Regions from separate parts of the Homo sapiens genome. Here region 1 is linked to region 2. A link is an interaction called in ENCODE POLR2A ChIA-PET data of the cell type or tissue named here. Cell type or tissue: Panc1. All regions are shown on one strand. Each heading gives the region's core, and the rest is flanking DNA. Links, peaks and the distances in the headings are about the cores only.

Evidence for each region. Peaks named below come from ENCODE experiments on the same cell type or tissue, not always from the same donor. Only the 100,000 strongest peaks of a DNase experiment are listed, where the experiment ranks them.
Region 1: POLR2A ChIA-PET joins it to region 2 with 12 read pairs; 3 of 35 experiments call an interaction of 5 or more read pairs at or near these places.

What each region holds. Positions count from the first base shown.
Region 1 is chr10:3,392,793-3,401,100 of GRCh38, reverse strand. All of the region lies in intron 1 of LOC105376360 (a long non-coding RNA gene), which reads right to left. LOC105376358 (a long non-coding RNA gene) reads left to right here and starts at 3,746. Exons shown (of 3, transcript XR_930568.3): 1 at 3,746-3,798; 2 at 5,268-5,440; 3 at 5,805-8,308. It overlaps LOC105376357 (a long non-coding RNA gene), which reads right to left and starts at 3,606. Exons shown (of 2, transcript XR_930567.3): 1 at 3,541-3,606; 2 at 2,667-3,019. RefSeq lists enhancers at 915-1,491, 1,492-2,069. In Panc1, for the core only: no CTCF peak of the experiment used is centred there; a DNase peak (open chromatin) is centred at 3,670; H3K27ac peaks cover 353 bases.
Region 2 is chr10:3,743,159-3,751,466 of GRCh38, reverse strand. It overlaps LOC105376360 (a long non-coding RNA gene), which reads right to left. Exons shown (of 2, transcript NR_131187.1): 2 at 703-2,779. Among named protein-coding and RNA genes, the nearest start is that of KLF6, 38 kb to the left of the region's middle. In Panc1, for the core only: no CTCF peak of the experiment used is centred there; no DNase peak of the experiment used is centred there; H3K27ac peaks cover 4,276 bases.

The sequences.
Region 1 (8,308 bases), core at 75-8,074, 350 kb after region 2:
CTGGTGTAATTGGTATTGTGTGTAAGGACCTCCCCTCCCCTCCCCTTCCCTTCCCTTCTCCAGACAGAGTCTCACTTTGTTGCCCAGGCTGGAGTGCATTGGCTCTATCTCTGCTCACTGCAACCTCCGCCTCCCGGGTTCAAGCGACTCTCCTGCCTCAGCATCCTGGGTAGCTGGGATTACAGGCACCCACCATCACACCTGGCTAATTTTTGTATTTTTGGTAGAGATGGGGTTTCACCATGTTAGTCAGGCTGGTCTCGAACTCCTGACCTCAGGCGATCTGCCCTCCTCGGCCTCCCAAAGTGCTGGGATTACAGACATGAGCCACTGCACCCAGCCAAGACATTTTCTTTTCTGCTTTTAAAGCATTATACTTATCTCAAAACATTCAATATAGCAAAAAAAAAAAAAAAAAGAGGGAAACATCCCAAAGCATCTGGCCTTCCCTCTTCATCCTTCCCCCTTGCCACCCTTTTAATCAAATCATCCGGACACCAACCAGGGTCACTGGGCCTACACAGTTCTGCGCGGTGCTAACAGGAAATCACTTTGTTTAGAACAAAAAATCACTTGTGATCACATCGCTTTGCTTGCTGGACAAAAATGCTTTAAAGATGATGTAATTAAATGTATTTAAATAAACTCTTGACACGGGTGTGAACTATTTTTAAATGAAAATAATTTTTTAACTGATCTCTCATTCCTCTGTGCACACTTTCAGAACTCTTACATACTATTTTTATAACAATTGAACCTGCTACCTAGCGGGATAGAATCGGTCTAGTGCTATCTCCTGAAATGTAATTACATACAGGAGGAAAAAGGCTGCTAGGTGTAGTATGGGAGATGCCGCTTCTTTTCAATACCATCACCGTCAGAGAATACACTGTAAAACTTGTTTTTCTACCATTTTCAGATTTCTTTTTGCTAGTTGCAGTATCTGAATTTGCTTTATTATTTACAAAGCTTGACAGTTTAAAACATGGTTTTCACCGACATGCCCTTGTACTTGTGTGATGGGGTTATTGTCTCTGCAGTAAATTCAGAATTCGATTGTCATGAGGCAGCTTAGTCGACCTCTGATCAACACACTCACTCAGAGAGTTTTCTAACCTCCAGGAAGGAAATAGCCCCAGGGCTGCTCGCATTTCTTTCTCTTTCTGAGCACTGCCCTTTCAGTGCTTTACCTAGTTTTCTTTATCATAGCCAATGTTCCCTACAGGCAGGAGTTCAGTGACAGTGGGGTGTGAAAACTTTGTATCCGAGCGTGGACATTAATCCTCCTGCCCCTCTGGAGCAACAACAGTGAAGGGAAGTGGGCCAGTTTGGGCAACATAGTGACTGCACAAAAATCACAGGGAGTTCACAGAGGATGGAATCTCATCCAGTTAACCTATTCCTGACCCTGAAAACACACACACACACACGTGCACACGAGAACACACACGCGCGCGCACACACACGCACACACGTACGCACACACCCGCACGCACACATGCACACGCACACCCACACACGCACAGACACGTGCACACGCATCACACACGCGCGTGCACACGCATCACACACGCGCACGCACACGCACACGCACGCACGCACGCACTTGCACACGTGCACACACATGCACATGGACACACACGCACGCACACACACACGCTACTGACGGCTCGCACAGCTCCAGGGGTGTCTGAAGCCTGTGATCATCAGCACCAGGGACCCAGAGACAAAACCAGCAGCCACAGCCAGGCCTCCAGGCTTCCTGTGGCTCCGCCCAGCACAGCACTGTATCTGATGTGTCGGGCGGAAGCTTCGTTGAAGACAAACATCCATTGTTAATTTCTGAGGCCGTGTCTGTTTGGCAGATGTGAGGTTATGGTCGGTCAGCGATGTCTGTCCACACATAGGCACGCCTCTGGACTCACTGAATCAGACACCCTGGGACCCGGCTCTGCGATCTCCGTCTTCCAAGCCGTGCAGGTGATGCTGGACCACACTTCAGTTGAGAATGAAGGGATGGAAATTATTTTAAATTGAAAACTCCTGAACAGTCAGCAGCCGCAGAAAGAAACTACCTCCACTTAAGCAGCTGCCCCAGGAAGCAGAGCTGCTTTGACCCCTCTGGGGGCATATCCTGCTTGGAGGAAGACTAAACCCCCCCCACACCGAGCAGTGCAGTACAGGCCGGGCATGGTGGCTCACGCCTGTCATCCCAGAGCTTGGGGAGGCTGACGATCATCTGAGGTCTACTCGAGACCAGCCTGGCCAACATGGTGAAACCCCATCTTTACTAAAAATACAAAAATTAGCCGGGTGTGGTGGCGCACTCCTGTAATCCCAGCTACTCAGGAGGCTGAGGCAGGAGAATCTCTTGAACCTGGGAGGCAGAAGTTGCAGTGAGCCGAGATCACACCACTGCCCGTCAGCCTGGGCAACAGAGAGAGACTCCATCTCAAAAAAAAAATAAAACAAAACAAAACAAAACCAGTTCGGATCAGCTGCCCATTAGCGTCAAGACCGAAAGGACCTTCCACACTCCCCGTGAAGCCCTGAGCCCCTGTTTTTATTGTGTTTGCTGGTATATAAACCCTTTCCTCATTACTGTGTCCTCACGTGTGTGTGCATGAGCACAGCCGATGGACCTTGCTCTCCCTCCTGTCCACCTGTCTGCTGTCCGTTCACTTGCAGACCCCAGATATTTCAAGCTATGACAGTAGAGAAAAAAGTCTCCCCAACAATAGAGAAAAAAGTCTCCCCAACAAGAACTGCTGCTGTCAGCCTGCTCACCTGCACCATGGTTCCCACCAGCACTCCTGTTACAAGTGACAGATGAAAACTCACGCGGAAGACGACCTCAGAGCCAACATTCCTGGAAGGAGGCTGCGCTGGGGGCCGTGCTGGGGGCTTCACGTGGAATATCTCATCTTCCCCACACAATGACTTTGCAAGATGGAAAACACTCGTCCACCCCAGCTGACCGATGGGGACAGGTTTGGAGAAAGCAGAGCCAAGGCAGGCACTGATGGAAACACGCGGAGAAGAGGGCGAGTGAGCTCGGCGCCGGTGGCGGGGGCACGCAGGGAAGAGGGCGAGTGAGCTCGGCGCCGGGGGGCACGCAGGGCAAACACCGGGCTAATCGGGTGAGGGGGCGCAGCAGACACGCTGCTGCGGGTAGGATTTTCTTTTGGTCTCAGATCTGATTTTGTGAAATGGGAACATGAGCAGCACCTCAGGTTTCTGTGCTAAGTGAAGCAATTCCTGCAGTGCCTGGCATGTTGGGGGGCTCCACACCTCAGAGTCCTCCTGCTGACCCTGAGGTCATTTCTCTCCCCTGCTCAGGGGAGCCCAGGGGACCTTCAGTCCAGACCTGACCTGCCCCTCACCTGCTGAGTAAGTTCAGGTAAACGATTTACTAGCTTTCTGTCTGGGCTTCCCCTAACTGTAAAATGAAGCATTGGGGGTGTCTGGGTGGAGGCCTATGCATCTCCCATTCTGTTTAGATTTGAGGCCTCAGTCAACAAAGACTTAGTGAGCACCTACTATGTGCACGGCACTGTGCGAGGAATTAGGGATCTAACACTGAAGCAGGAAGACATGAGCTCAGTCTTGGTGAGGCTTACAGTTTGTAGGGGAGAAACACAATCATCAGTGAATCACAAAGCCAACATTTGATGACAAACTGTGACAGGTTTGCTCTGGTTGCCATAACAGTCTATCACAGACTGGGTGGCTTAAATCACAGACATTTAGTTTTTCATCGTTTCAGAGTCTGGAAGTCCAAGATCAAGGGACCAGAGGGTTGGTGTCTGGAGACGGCTCTCCTCTTGGGTTGCAAATAGCTGCCTTTTCACACCATGCCCTCCCATAGCAGAGAGAGAGAGAAAGGGGGAGGGAGGGAGAGATGGTTGGAGAGAGAAAAAGAGAGGGAGAAGGAGAGAGAGAGAGAGAGGGAGGGAGGGAGAAAGAGAGGGAGAGAGGAGAGGAGAAGAAACGGAGCACACTCTCTGGTATCTTTCCTTTTAAGGAAGCTAATCCTATTGGATTAGGGCCCTGCCCTTGTGACCCAACATAACCTTAATTGCCTCCCTACCCCACATACACCCACTCTGGGGTTTAGCACTTCAGCATGTGAATTTTGGGAGGACACATACATTCAGCCTGTAACAGGTGGTGTGAGGCAAGTTCATTGTTCCGTGTCAGGACCAGTCTAGTTTATCAGGGGCTCAGTAATTCAAACAACTTTACTATGATTTGAGGAAAATATGAGTGACTGAAAAAGAGAACTTAGGCAAACTGGGTGATTTATTTGCCATCTGTCTATAGTATCAACTGAGGTTAGAAACCCCATACTCTGGTATCTAATAACTCGGTTCTGGGCATCTATACAGACTTTTAATATATCCATGTTTCCAAGCCGAGCAGAATGTAGAGGAGAGGGGTGTGGGAGGTGGTAGGGCTGAAGCTTATGGGCAGAGGAGACGAACAGGGCATTGCCCTTTCACAGTCATTGTGGTGTCTGTGAGTGACAGGTGAGTGGCCCAGTATCAGTGTATGTGACAGATTCGGATCTGAAACAGACAGCCCTAAATTAGATTCCAACTCCATCTCTCACTGTCTCTGAGACTTTGAGAAGTTTCCCTAACCTAGAAAACCTCTACCTCCGTATTTACAGAATGGGAGAAAGGCCAGTGCCATGAGGTTGCTTTTAGAATTAATTGGAGTAGCACATGCAAGCCCTCGGCTTTGGGGCTGCTCCGCCGTGTGGCTCCCAGCGCGCTCCGGTCACCTGTCTGCAGCAGGCTCAGGTTCCCGTCCTGAGCCAGTCAGAGTGGCACTCCGGGGTGGACTGTCCCCACAGGGTCTTCAGCCAGCAGCAGCTGGAATGGGCCCCATCAGTGAGACAGAGGACGGAAGGGGAGAGTTGCATTTCCAACCCTGACAGCTAAAGAGCAGAAGATGACAGGTTCCCAGAGACCTGTAAGCACAGACCTGCCAGCTCTTTCATTCCTGGGCTGTGGGCTTTTTTTTTTTTTTTTTTGACAAGCTAAGAGAACAATATTGGGCTTCCCCACAAATGACTGATTTTCTCTGAAGGCAAACCCCCCAGATTACATGCACTCAATCATCTGGGAACCGGGCCAGACCCAAACAGAGGTTTTGTCCATAAGATTTCAGGGCAGCTTTTTTACGGTCAGAGTCTTGCAGAGGGGATGAATTACAGTGGCCACTTAGAAAATTTCCAAATAAAGAAATCCTAATTGTTTCAGGGTCAGTGAGGCCTTCTCTCACCTGAACTGGGATCAGATTAGCAGCAACAACAATGAATGAGTGATGGAGACGGCATCCGGCACCCACAGTACACACAGAATGGTTATGTTTATCTTCCATCTCCTGTGCCAGCTTACTGACATGGGGCACTGCAGTTCCCAGAGCAAGCCTGGTGAGTGGCAGAAGCCCAGAGGCTGCAGACCTGCCTTGTAATTGGGGACATCCCCAGCGCTGCGAGAGTGGTTTTCCTCACACCACCTGGCTCAGCCATCTGGGTTGAAATCCACTGTGCATAATCACCTTTCCAGGCATCTCCCCTGAGATGTGCTCTGACGTGGGCAGGAAGGAAGGCTCACCTGCGAGCATGACATTGCACTCAGAGGCGCATTGCTTCCATCAGTGACCAGACAAACCATTCCCTACATTATTTTTCTGGTCAGGGAGAGCATGAAAAATAATAGCTCATCAGATTTTAAGCGTGCAGGGATCTGACGTGACATTGCTCAGAACAGTCACATTTGTCCCTTCCCATACAGGACTTGTCCCCTGATGAGCACATGGGACAATCATCCAAGTAGAATGAAACCAGCTGGGAGAAGCCACCACACATCCCCTTCAGAAACAGCAACTCTCCCACGCCTGACTGACTTCCTGGTGCCTGGAACTCCTCTGAGTGGAGCAACTCTATTGACTGAGATTATCTCCATAAAGTCCAGGTGAAGGTGAAAATAACAATCTCACCATTTACTGATTGTCAATTTCCTGTCCAATAAGAAAAGAATAAGACTTCAGGGAGGCAGGGCAGGCAACAGGCACGTCTGAGTCCATTTCTCAGCTGAAATCTACAAGAAACTGAGGACCTCAATCCCCCAACCCTGGAGCAATGCAGTCCTGCCGGTATGCTTGTAGGGGTGCTCAGAAGCAGACCCTTCCCCACCTGAGCCTTCAGATGAGTCCTCATCCCTGGCCAGTACCTGAGTGTGGACTTGTGAGTGAGCCAAGCCAGCCATGCCACACAAAGATTCCTGACCCACAAAAACTGTGAGATGATAAATGTGCATTGATTCAAGCTGCTAAGTTTGGGGGCAACTTGTTACACAGCAGGAGATAACTACTACACCACCACCATGATCTGTTTTTTGGCCTTTGAACGTATCTCATTTATTCTTTTTTTAAATTCTGTTTTCCTCTCCAAGATTGCCACCCAGTGTCTGTCCAATTCCTCACCCACAAGTCAGTTTCCACTTTCCCTCTGAGCCCTTCTGATTTTTTCCACTCATGATGGTTTTTCTCTTCCACAAGACACAGAATTTATTGTCTCAGCTGTGCCATTCCAAGATCAGGGTTTCTTTAAGCATTCCCCCGGCCTTGGAATAGCACAGCTCAAAACAAGGTACAAATGGGATTTACTTTTTTTTTTCTGTGCTCTTTATGACTGTATTACATCCCCTTTCACTCTTTTTTTCTTTCATTTTTGAAAATATAATAATGTTATCAACTAAAGTCACCATGTTGTAAAATAATATCTTGAATTTATTTCTCTTATCCAACTGAAATTTTGTATCCTTTGATCAACGTTTCCCCAACCTCCAACTCCCCCATTGCCCAGCCCTTAGTAACCACTATTCTTCTCTCTGCTTCAGTGAGTTCAGCTTTTGAAAATTTTCCACAGATGAGTGAGGTCATGTGGTATTTGTCTTTCTGTGCCTGGCTTATTTCAGTTAATATAATGTCTTCCAGGTTCATCCATGTTGTTGCAAACGACAGGATTTTCCTCTTTTTTAAAGCTGAATAGTATTCTGTTGTGCATATGTACCCCATTGTCTTTATTTGTTGATGCCTTGTTGGACACTTAGGTTGAGTCCATATCTTGGCTATTGTGGAGAATGCTGTAGTAAACATGAGACTGCAGAGATGTCTTTTAATATACTGATTTCAAAGCCTTTAGATATAAACCAAGAAGTGGAATGAATTGATCCAGGTGGGACTGAATACCAGACAGACAAGTCATCAACACTAGTAGGATTTGCATTTCTTTAGAAGCAAAGCTGGAGAAGATTGGAGGTTAGGCACTGGATCAGCACTGGTTGTCCAAATAAAGTAAGCATGAGAGTCGGGTGAAAGGAAGGAGTAGCCACTGGGAAGGGTCCATGAGAGGGAAGCAAGTGTGAGTGAGTGCTATAGACTGCTGGGGGTGGGGTGGGGGTGGTGCTGACACCTGTGATATGTGTGTGTGTGTGTGTGTGTGTGTGTATGTGTAACTTTCCCTCTAAATCTCTAAGTTACCCAACGGCTCCCCAAGAACCTGGTAACCTAGTGGAATGCAATGCTTTGAAATCCACTCAGTAAATATTCATTGAACCAGTGTATGAAACTAGAATCCCTGTTCATCCCTTTCTTTCTTTCTTTGCAATCTTTAAAAGCAAAAAGACATATATTATTAACAGTTCATTTATAGAGTCAATTCTATTTCTAAAGAGATAGAGCATATTTTAAATGTGTTACTTTTTTAATGTTTATTTCTATGGCTATTTAGGCTTAGTTTATATTCAATTTAACAGGGAAAAACATAACGAATTCAATAGCAATGCAAAGGTAATATAAATAGTCTAATAACAAGATATGATTTTCATTTGGCCCATATTAAAACTGGATTTAGAGGAACCATGCAAATTCACACTTAATAACAAATATATTTATATGCGTCTATTAATTTCCCATTCGGAAACACAAAAGCTTTCTAGATAAGGTATTTTACTGTCTGATATAAGGCATAGTTCTAATTATATAAAGGTTTAGGAAAATCAGGCCTAGTCAAGTTATATCTACATATTCATATGACTTAACTAAATTAATTGAGTATAATAGACTAGAATTGTGTAAAAATTAATATTTGGAGTTTTTATGTTGTTGCTGTAATTTTAAAAATGCCAGGCAACTGGTTTGACTAAAAGTTCTCACTGCTTTGGTTATAGCCAAACTATAGGGGGGAAATGTTTATTTTAACTGTTAGTTGTTACAGGCTAATGGTTCATCATGT
Region 2 (8,308 bases), core at 238-8,237:
CAAGTCAAATATTATATTCATAATCTTAGAAAAGATCTCATAAAGAACTTGGTAACTAACTTTGAGTGTATGTGAGACTCTTTCAGGACACTCTTAAGAAATCAAACATTTGGTATTGTGTTCTTTGCTCGAGTACAACTTGATCATACGAGTCTAATCTGTGTTTCCATGTTTCTGCATTTGAATGAAACTAAACTGAAATGCTTGGAACCAGTGCCTTTCCTCTCTGAAGGCTCTGCACTATGGGCCATGTGACTGTTCTCAGATGTTGAAAGAAACCCACCTCCAGGAACTGGACCTCACTTGACCAAGCAAACCACGCGACACCAGCCTATGTGTCCACTCACCCTTGAAAGAATGGAGGGAAAAGCTTCTCCTGCTGGGCTGTGTCCTGCAGCCGGGAATCCTGGCGGGAGGCAGAGGCCTCTGATACGCTTCTGATGGGTGGGTGGGAGGTCCGTGTGTGCGTGCATGCGTGCATGTGTGTGTGAGAGAGACAGGAATGTGCCTTCTTTATCAGAAGCCATTTCCTATGTTCAAATGTGATTTCTCTATTTATCTACAATCTCAACTAGAAGCATAGAAAGAATTCTCACTCATGTTTAGGGGGAAAGAAGTCCAGCTGTGTCTATGAAAGCATTCATATTATCTCTCCCCCACCCCTTCAATATCTTGCCCAAAGCATTAGACATTCACTGTAGGTTTAGGCTAAAAACTTTATTCTATTTAGCTGAGCGTTTCCAATATGTTAATAGGAATATGAGAGAAGCGACACGCTTGAAAACATCACAGTTAATTCCTCCATTGCAAGATACAGTGATTGATTGATAGATGATGGATAGCTAGACATAGGCAGACAGATGGATACAGAAGCATAATAACATAAGTGGAAAATGGTCAGAAGTAGCAAAAGTTAAGGGGAAAATTGCCTTGAATTTCCCCACTGAGCTACCTTTGGCAGTGTCTAGGAGCCCCAGGAAGCGCTCAGCACACATGTATTAATCAAGTATGCCTTAAACATTCAAGCCTGGACACACAAAGCAATTTCAGCTTTTTTGTGAAATAAATATCAGGTATTAAAAACATACTTGGACACAGAACTGTTTTCAGTCCTCGGACAAAGGCCAAATAATCTGAGATGTGCACTGGGAAAAAAAGAAAGGCAGGCTTTCAGTTTCCTTTGGCATGAATCCAATTTGTGCAAAGTGCTGAGCCTCCACATCCTGGGAGAAGCCTCAGCCTAAAGCCCTCCTGGGGCCACGCTGGTTCCCTTCCCTGATGGCTGGACCCGGGTCGTCTCAGGGGCTTCCCAGCTGGGCTGCAGGGTCAGCTGTCAGCCATAAGTGGGCCCTTTGCTTCAATTGTCTCTGATGTCGCTAAGCTGCTGCAGAACCGGAGACAGATACAATGTCAGACTCCGTCTTAAACCCCAAGGACTGTGTCAGGGCCACTGTCATTTCATTCCTGTCTTTCAAATATCTTTACAAATGTAATTAATGGGGAATCAGCTGTCAAATCCATCTTTTAATAATCAAATCTTAGGTGGCAAGATTCGATTTTGCTTTGGGTTTCCTGATGGTTCAGAATGTGTTCCACGCAGCTCCCTCCCTTCTCAGCCAGTTCCCCGACCAGCTCGGGGGAACAACTATTTTTAGATCCAGGCAAGCCCCGGAGTGTCAGACGGTGAATTATTAGCTGTGACTTCAAAAACAGTCACGGAGATACTTTCGAAACCTCTGATTTCTCCATAGCATGTGGACTTGAATTTATATCCTGCCTTTACAGCCCAGATTCCTGTGGTGTAGAGAGAGGCAGGCCGTCAATGCAGCCCACATCTGATGTTCCTGGGCTTATTATTATTATTATTATTATTATTATTTTTTGAGATGGAGTCTTGCTCTGTCTCCCAGGCTGGAGGGTAGTGGTGTGATCTCGGCTCACTGCAACCTCCACCTCCCGGGTTCAAATGATTCTCCTGCCTCAGCCTCCCAAGTAGCTGGGATTACAGGCGCTCGCCCCCACACCCAACTAATTTTTGTACTTTTAGTAGGGACAGGATTTCACCATATTGGTCAGGCTGGTCTTGAACTCCTGACCTCAGCTGATCCACCCACCTTGGCCTCCCAAAGTGCTGAGATGACAGGCGTGAGCCACTGAGCCTGGCCTAGGTCTTATCAAAGCTCTGAAACTACTCCTGGGGTCACACTGGTGATGCACAGTGTCCTTAGATCACGTGCCTGCATTCAGAAGCAGCCCTTGTGCTCTGCACACCCCACTGGGGACCTTCACAGACGCTTCACCTGGCACACACAGCCAAGGACAGGGCAGCACTCAGAGCTACTCCACCAAGCCCGAAACCTACTTGCTCTACCTTTTGCTCTTTCCTTTATATTTTTTTTCATAATGTGGAGGTCAGACGGAGGCAGCATATTAACTCTTAGCACTGACCTGAATGTTCTACTTGAGCAGGTCTAGGAAAGCAAGGTCTGTAAAATGCCTGCTCGCGATTGTTGAGTACGATGTTTCACAAAACTGGAGAATATCAACACAGTGCCATTCCAAACTCCTTATTTTATAGAAAATAAATGGAGGCCTGGAGATGGTAAAGGACTTTCAGCAGGGTTATGACAAAACCATAAACCTGATGATGCCTGAAGTGTCCAGACTTCCAAATTCATGCGGTTTGGAGAATGTTCTGCCTGACAGCAGCAGGGAGTTGTAAGCAGGTTCAGCGTCATCCAGAAATGCTTGTGTCAGACCACCGCTTCCACAGAGGGTTCTGCAGAGATAAAAGTAGACAAGATGGCGAGGAAAAGGTTAAACACTCCCATTCTCTAGGATTGCCTGGCATAATTCTTTGTGCTCATGGATGTCATCGTCAAGATTCGCGACTGTGGGCAGGAATGTGCAGGTGGGGGAGTCAGCACCAATGAATCCTATTAATTCATGCCAGCCAGTCACTTCTGCTTTCAGGAAAAGATTCAGATTTCCCCAGTCTTAGGAACATTAAAAAAAAAAAAAAAAAAAAAGAAAAGAAAAGAAAAAAAAAGAAACAGCTTTTGGTTTTTTTTTTTTTTTTTTTTTTTTGGAGGAAACTGTCTTTCATACTAGATTTAAAAAGGAGGGTGTTTTAGAAGTGACAGATGCAAATATCCCCCACCAGTGTTTGTACAGCTTTGGGCAAGTGACAGGTCAACCTCCAGTTGTTGACAGGGAGAGGTTTTGTGAGCCAAACACCTTTATCATGAAGTATTATCTTGTAAAAATATTTACTAGGGTGTAAGTGCAGAACATTGTGCTTCCAGTGAGGCACACGAATTTTGCAACCGTGATGCAGTCCCACAAAACAATACCCAGGAAAAGGCCTTATTTTTCTCAGCCCTTGCTGTGCACGTTGTTTGTATGGAAGCGTTCCCTGATTGGCTCTGCCTCTTGTTTTGAAGTTCTGTTTTCACGGTTGACCATGCTTCCCGGTCACATAGAATACCTTTTTATTACTGCCCCTGATTTTTGTGTAAAAGAAATTTGAGTTTATGTCATAAAGTGAGTGTCACTCCTAAGAACCAAGCTTGATGAAAATTGTGCTCCTATCTGGCAAACATTCTCATTCCCGTGCATCTTTGGCACGGCCGTCTTCTTCTGTGGTGTTCAGAGTGAAACAGAGTCAACCATCAAACCGGAGGCGTTAGGACGCATTGGAGCTTTCCGGTAGTGATAAAGACACGTGTGGCATGGATGAGTTGCCTTCAGGGGAAGAACAGAGCCACCCTCTGTGTCTTCGGAAAGTTCCAGAATCTGTGTATTTGGGCTTCCCGCATGCACAGTGTGCTCAGGGACTGTGGCTGCAGGTGGTCAGATACCTAGGACCACGGGAGGAGGAAACGGAGCTTCAGGAGCAGTGCCCTCCCCCACTTTTCCTGTAATTCAGAGCCATAAATAGAGCTGGAAATGAAGCCAGGCTCCACATTGCCCAGCACATCATTCTGTGGGGATTACAGCCTCATTCACGCCGGGATTACTGCAGCAGCCTCTGAGCTGCGTCCTGGGCCAACACCGTCCACATTCCGTTCAGCTCGCACACTCGTGCCAGGCTGAGCCTTCCTGGGTGCCGCTTTCATCCCGCCGTCCCCCAGTTTGAGAAACAGAGAACATCGCGTGTGCCGACTTCATCCTGCCTCAGCCCCAGCAGCTTTATGGCGCTCCAGGGTCCCTGGCCGATGTCCTCCACGACCTGCATCCCTCTGTCAGGGACCCTGTTCTCCAGTACCCCTGCTCACCGCATCTAGGTGCACCCATGCCTGGCCACATGCTCCTGCAGACGCCCCCTGATCCTCCACCTCTGTAGACAGGGGCTGGATTCATATCAGTGGTTCCCAAGGAGACTCCACAGACCAGAAGGGAGAGAATCAGCTGTGAATTTTTACTGCAAATATTGCCATGGGTTGGCAAAGCCACCAAAAGTCCCTTCCCAAATTAAACAAAATGGGGATACGCACCACCACCCTCACCCAACACACACAAGTCTCCATTTATTTTAAGTCAAACTCAATGAAGCTGGAAAGGCTCCACATTAGTGGTGTTGCACAGCTGCTAATTCAGCCTCCCCTGGATTGTGGGGCGTGTAGGCTTGCGTGGTGTTCTGTCCAGAGGACACACGGGAATGTGCAAGGTGACCAGAAGCCTCCAGCAGGGCTGTCACCTGGCAGAAAAGTTTGAGGTCTTTGGCTTTGCTGTGTGACGATGAGCCGGAGAGTTTGGCAATGTGTGTAAGAACAGTGTGTTTAGGGTGGGTAGATATATGGGTTTAAGAAATCGATTACTCCAGATTTTATAGCCATAAGTGGACTTAGCGTCTTCATGTTTAAGGTGGAGAAATGAGCTCTAATGGTTAAATGACTTTCTTAAATGTCTTGGCAGCAGAACTGGAGGTGAAACCCGGGGATGTGGCCCCCACGCGGAGTTCCCACTGCACCGAAGTGCTTCTCTGCCTTGTATTGCACTGCAGTGTGAAATTTATACATTTAAAAATGTTTCAGTCTATACCAAAATTAGCCGAGTGCGGTGGCATGTACCTGTAATCCCAGCAAGTCGGGAGGCTGAGGCATGAGAATCTCTTGAACCCGGGAGGCAGAGGTTGCAGTGAGCCAAGATCGTGCCATCTGCACTCCAGCCTGGGCAACAGAGCGAGACTCCATCTCAAAAAAAAAAAAGTTTTTGTCTAGTTGTAAAATATACACTTACTATAAATATTAGACTGTAGGAACAAAGAACAAAGAGGAAGAAAGAAAACAATTCACCATCCAGCATTACACATAGTTACAGATCCTGTCAATTTCTCGTTCGCTCTCTCCTTTTCCTTATGTCTTTACATCAGAACCCTATCTTACATATTGTTTGAAACCTGACTCTTTCTCATAAAATATATGAATATCTTTTCAAATTAATAAACATCGCTATACACAACAACTTTTAAGATTGACCTGGCATGCTACTACCCGGCTGTAATCTCATTTACTGGATCATTTCCACATTGACGCCATCTGGAATACTTCCAATTGCCATTATCATTTTAAGGCAGGTATTTTCCTCATCAATTTTACATTTGTGTTTCCTTCACTTGTGACAATTTCCTGAGACCCTTTTGTGCTGTGGCACCCTGCTGAGAGCAGCTGTGGTGTTGCCAAGCGTCACAGGCTCCTCTCTAATTCTAACGCTCTTTCAAGTAAGGGACTGTTTTTTGGGAGGGTGCAGCACGCTTTGATGAGCTGGATATCAAGGTCTGCGTCTGTGCTGATATTTATTTACTCTTTGGTTCCTTCAGTGCTTGTTTTCAGCCCAGTGTTCCTGCTGTTTCATGGTGATTGGCAGAAGCTGCACTTCTGAGAGATGGGAGGAGGGATTCTTCTTCCTCTCTCATCCCATCACCTGCTCCAGAAGGCAGCTGGAGCAAGATGCGTATGGTGACAAGACTGTTAGGAGGAAGGAGAAATTCTAGAAAACAATGTGACATCTTCAAAGGTGAAGAACTTTGCAGCTCATGGAATTACAGTTAACTGAGAACCTTGGTTCGAATGAGTGGATGGATGACTATTGGAAATAGAATAGTGACTTTATATAAATTGAACAATGGGTGGAGATAGCTTTTGGGCATGTGAATATTGAATGCATGTGTGTTTTTGTGGATGAGTGTGGATTAGAGAGTGCGAGAATATTCTGACTGGCTGGTATGGTCCAATGGAAAATAAAGAGGGATAGTGATTGTAAGATTTTTAGGAGTAAAATTTAATATTTTTATATCATAATATAATGAGAAGCTTTATTCAAAGACTGAGATTGCTTTATTTCTAAATTTTTATTTATGTATTTGTTTACTTTATTTTTTTATTTTTTGAGGTGGAGTCTCGCTCTGTTGCCCAGGCTGGAGTGTAATGGTACCATCTTGGCTCACTGCAACCTCCACCTCCCGGGTTCAACCAATTCTCCTGCCTCAGCCTTCCGAGTAGCTGGGACCACAGGTGTGTGCCTCCACTCCTGGCTAATTTTTGAATTTTTAGTAGAGATGGGGGTTTCACCATGTTGGCCAGAGTGGTCTCGAACTCCTGACCTCAGGTGATCCACTTGCCTTGGCCTCCCAAAGTGCTGGGATTACAGGTGTGAGGCACCGCATGAGTCCTTGTTTACTTTAGAAATAGAGTTTGCTCTGTGGCCCTGGCCTGAGTGCAGTGGTACCATTGGAGCTCATTGGAGCCTTGAACTCCAGCGCTCAAGGGATCCTCCCACCTCAGCCTTCTGAGTAGTTGGGATTACAGGTATGCACCACCAAAACCAGTTTGGAATTGTTTTAATATGGCAAAGGAAGGCAGGAAAAGGAAATATTAAGCTTTCAGTCCTCAAGGTCAAGGACAAAGCCATGCTGATCACCTATCAGCAGCGTGGGGCACAGAGCTGGTGAGCGCCAGATAAAGGTTTCCTGATGCTGCTTGAATGGGATGCTTGTCCTTCCTCACTATTCACTGCAGCTACTTTATTGCTCTACTTAGTACGTAGTTAATCTAATCAGCACTATTGCGAAAGAGATTATGCTAGGCGCTGTCTTTGTTTTAACCTTCTTTCTTTCCCCATAAATTGTGACTCTGATATCGATGGTAAGATTTCAAAATGTCAAATACTAACTTACATTATTCTAGTAGTTAATTGAGAAAAATACAAAGATACAGAAAAAATAGGGAAAAGTAAAATATATAGATAACGATTCCAGGAAAGCTTAATTAAAAAAAAAAACACACAACAGGAGTTACAGCAAAAGAAACTTGGAAAAACAGAAATTATAAAAGAAATAAATCAAGAATATTGTTCAAAGCTAAAGAATATAAGCCTTTAAACTAAAAGGCTCATAAAATACCAAACAATTCAAATTAAAAAAAGAATTGCAGCCGGGTGTGGTGGCTCACACCTGTAATCTCAGCATTTTGGGAGGCCGAGGTGGGCAGATCATGAGGTCAGGATATCGAGACCACCCTGGCTAACACAGTGAAACCCTGTCTCTACTAAAAAAACAAAACAAAACAAAACAAATACAAAAAATTAGCTGGGCGTGGTGGTGGGCACCTGTAGTCCCAGCTACTCGGGAGGCTGAGGCAGGAGAATGGCATGAACCCAGGAGGCGGAGCTTGCAGTGAGCCGAGATCGTGCCACTGCACTCCAGCCTGGGCGACAGAGCAAAACTCCATCTCAAAAAAAAAAAAAAAAAAGAATTGCATTTGAACACTTGATTGGGAATGTTACATAATGAAGGTTAAATCAGAGTAACAAAAGTGTTCAAAATTGAGAATCACTGAAAAAATGATAAGAATTGCTTTAGCAGTATTGAACAAAAAATGCAATAAAGCAAAACCTTCAAATTAGTGATAGAAATTATTTTGAAACACTACTTCTTTCATTTAGTAAATCTATTTTTTATGGGCCTACCCTAAGGAAGATGTTTGTTATTTTATACATTTTTAATTTGTTAACCAACAGATTTGGATGCAATATTGCTACTCAGTGTGTTTCCAATATTTAGAGCTCTTAGAAGAGAAATCCTAAGCAAATGATCCTGTTTATTTTCTCTCCAAGTTTCACATCTACAGGAGTTAGTTTGGATAAAGAGAACATAATATTCTCATTCTGGGCTTTTTCTTTTTTCTCTAACAAATTTTCATTTATCTGTTGATATATACATGACAGTCTTGCTTTAAAAAATTATAAATTTTATGGTTTCTTTTAGGCAGGTTAAAATATTTTTGCTAACCCATTCATTCATGCATTT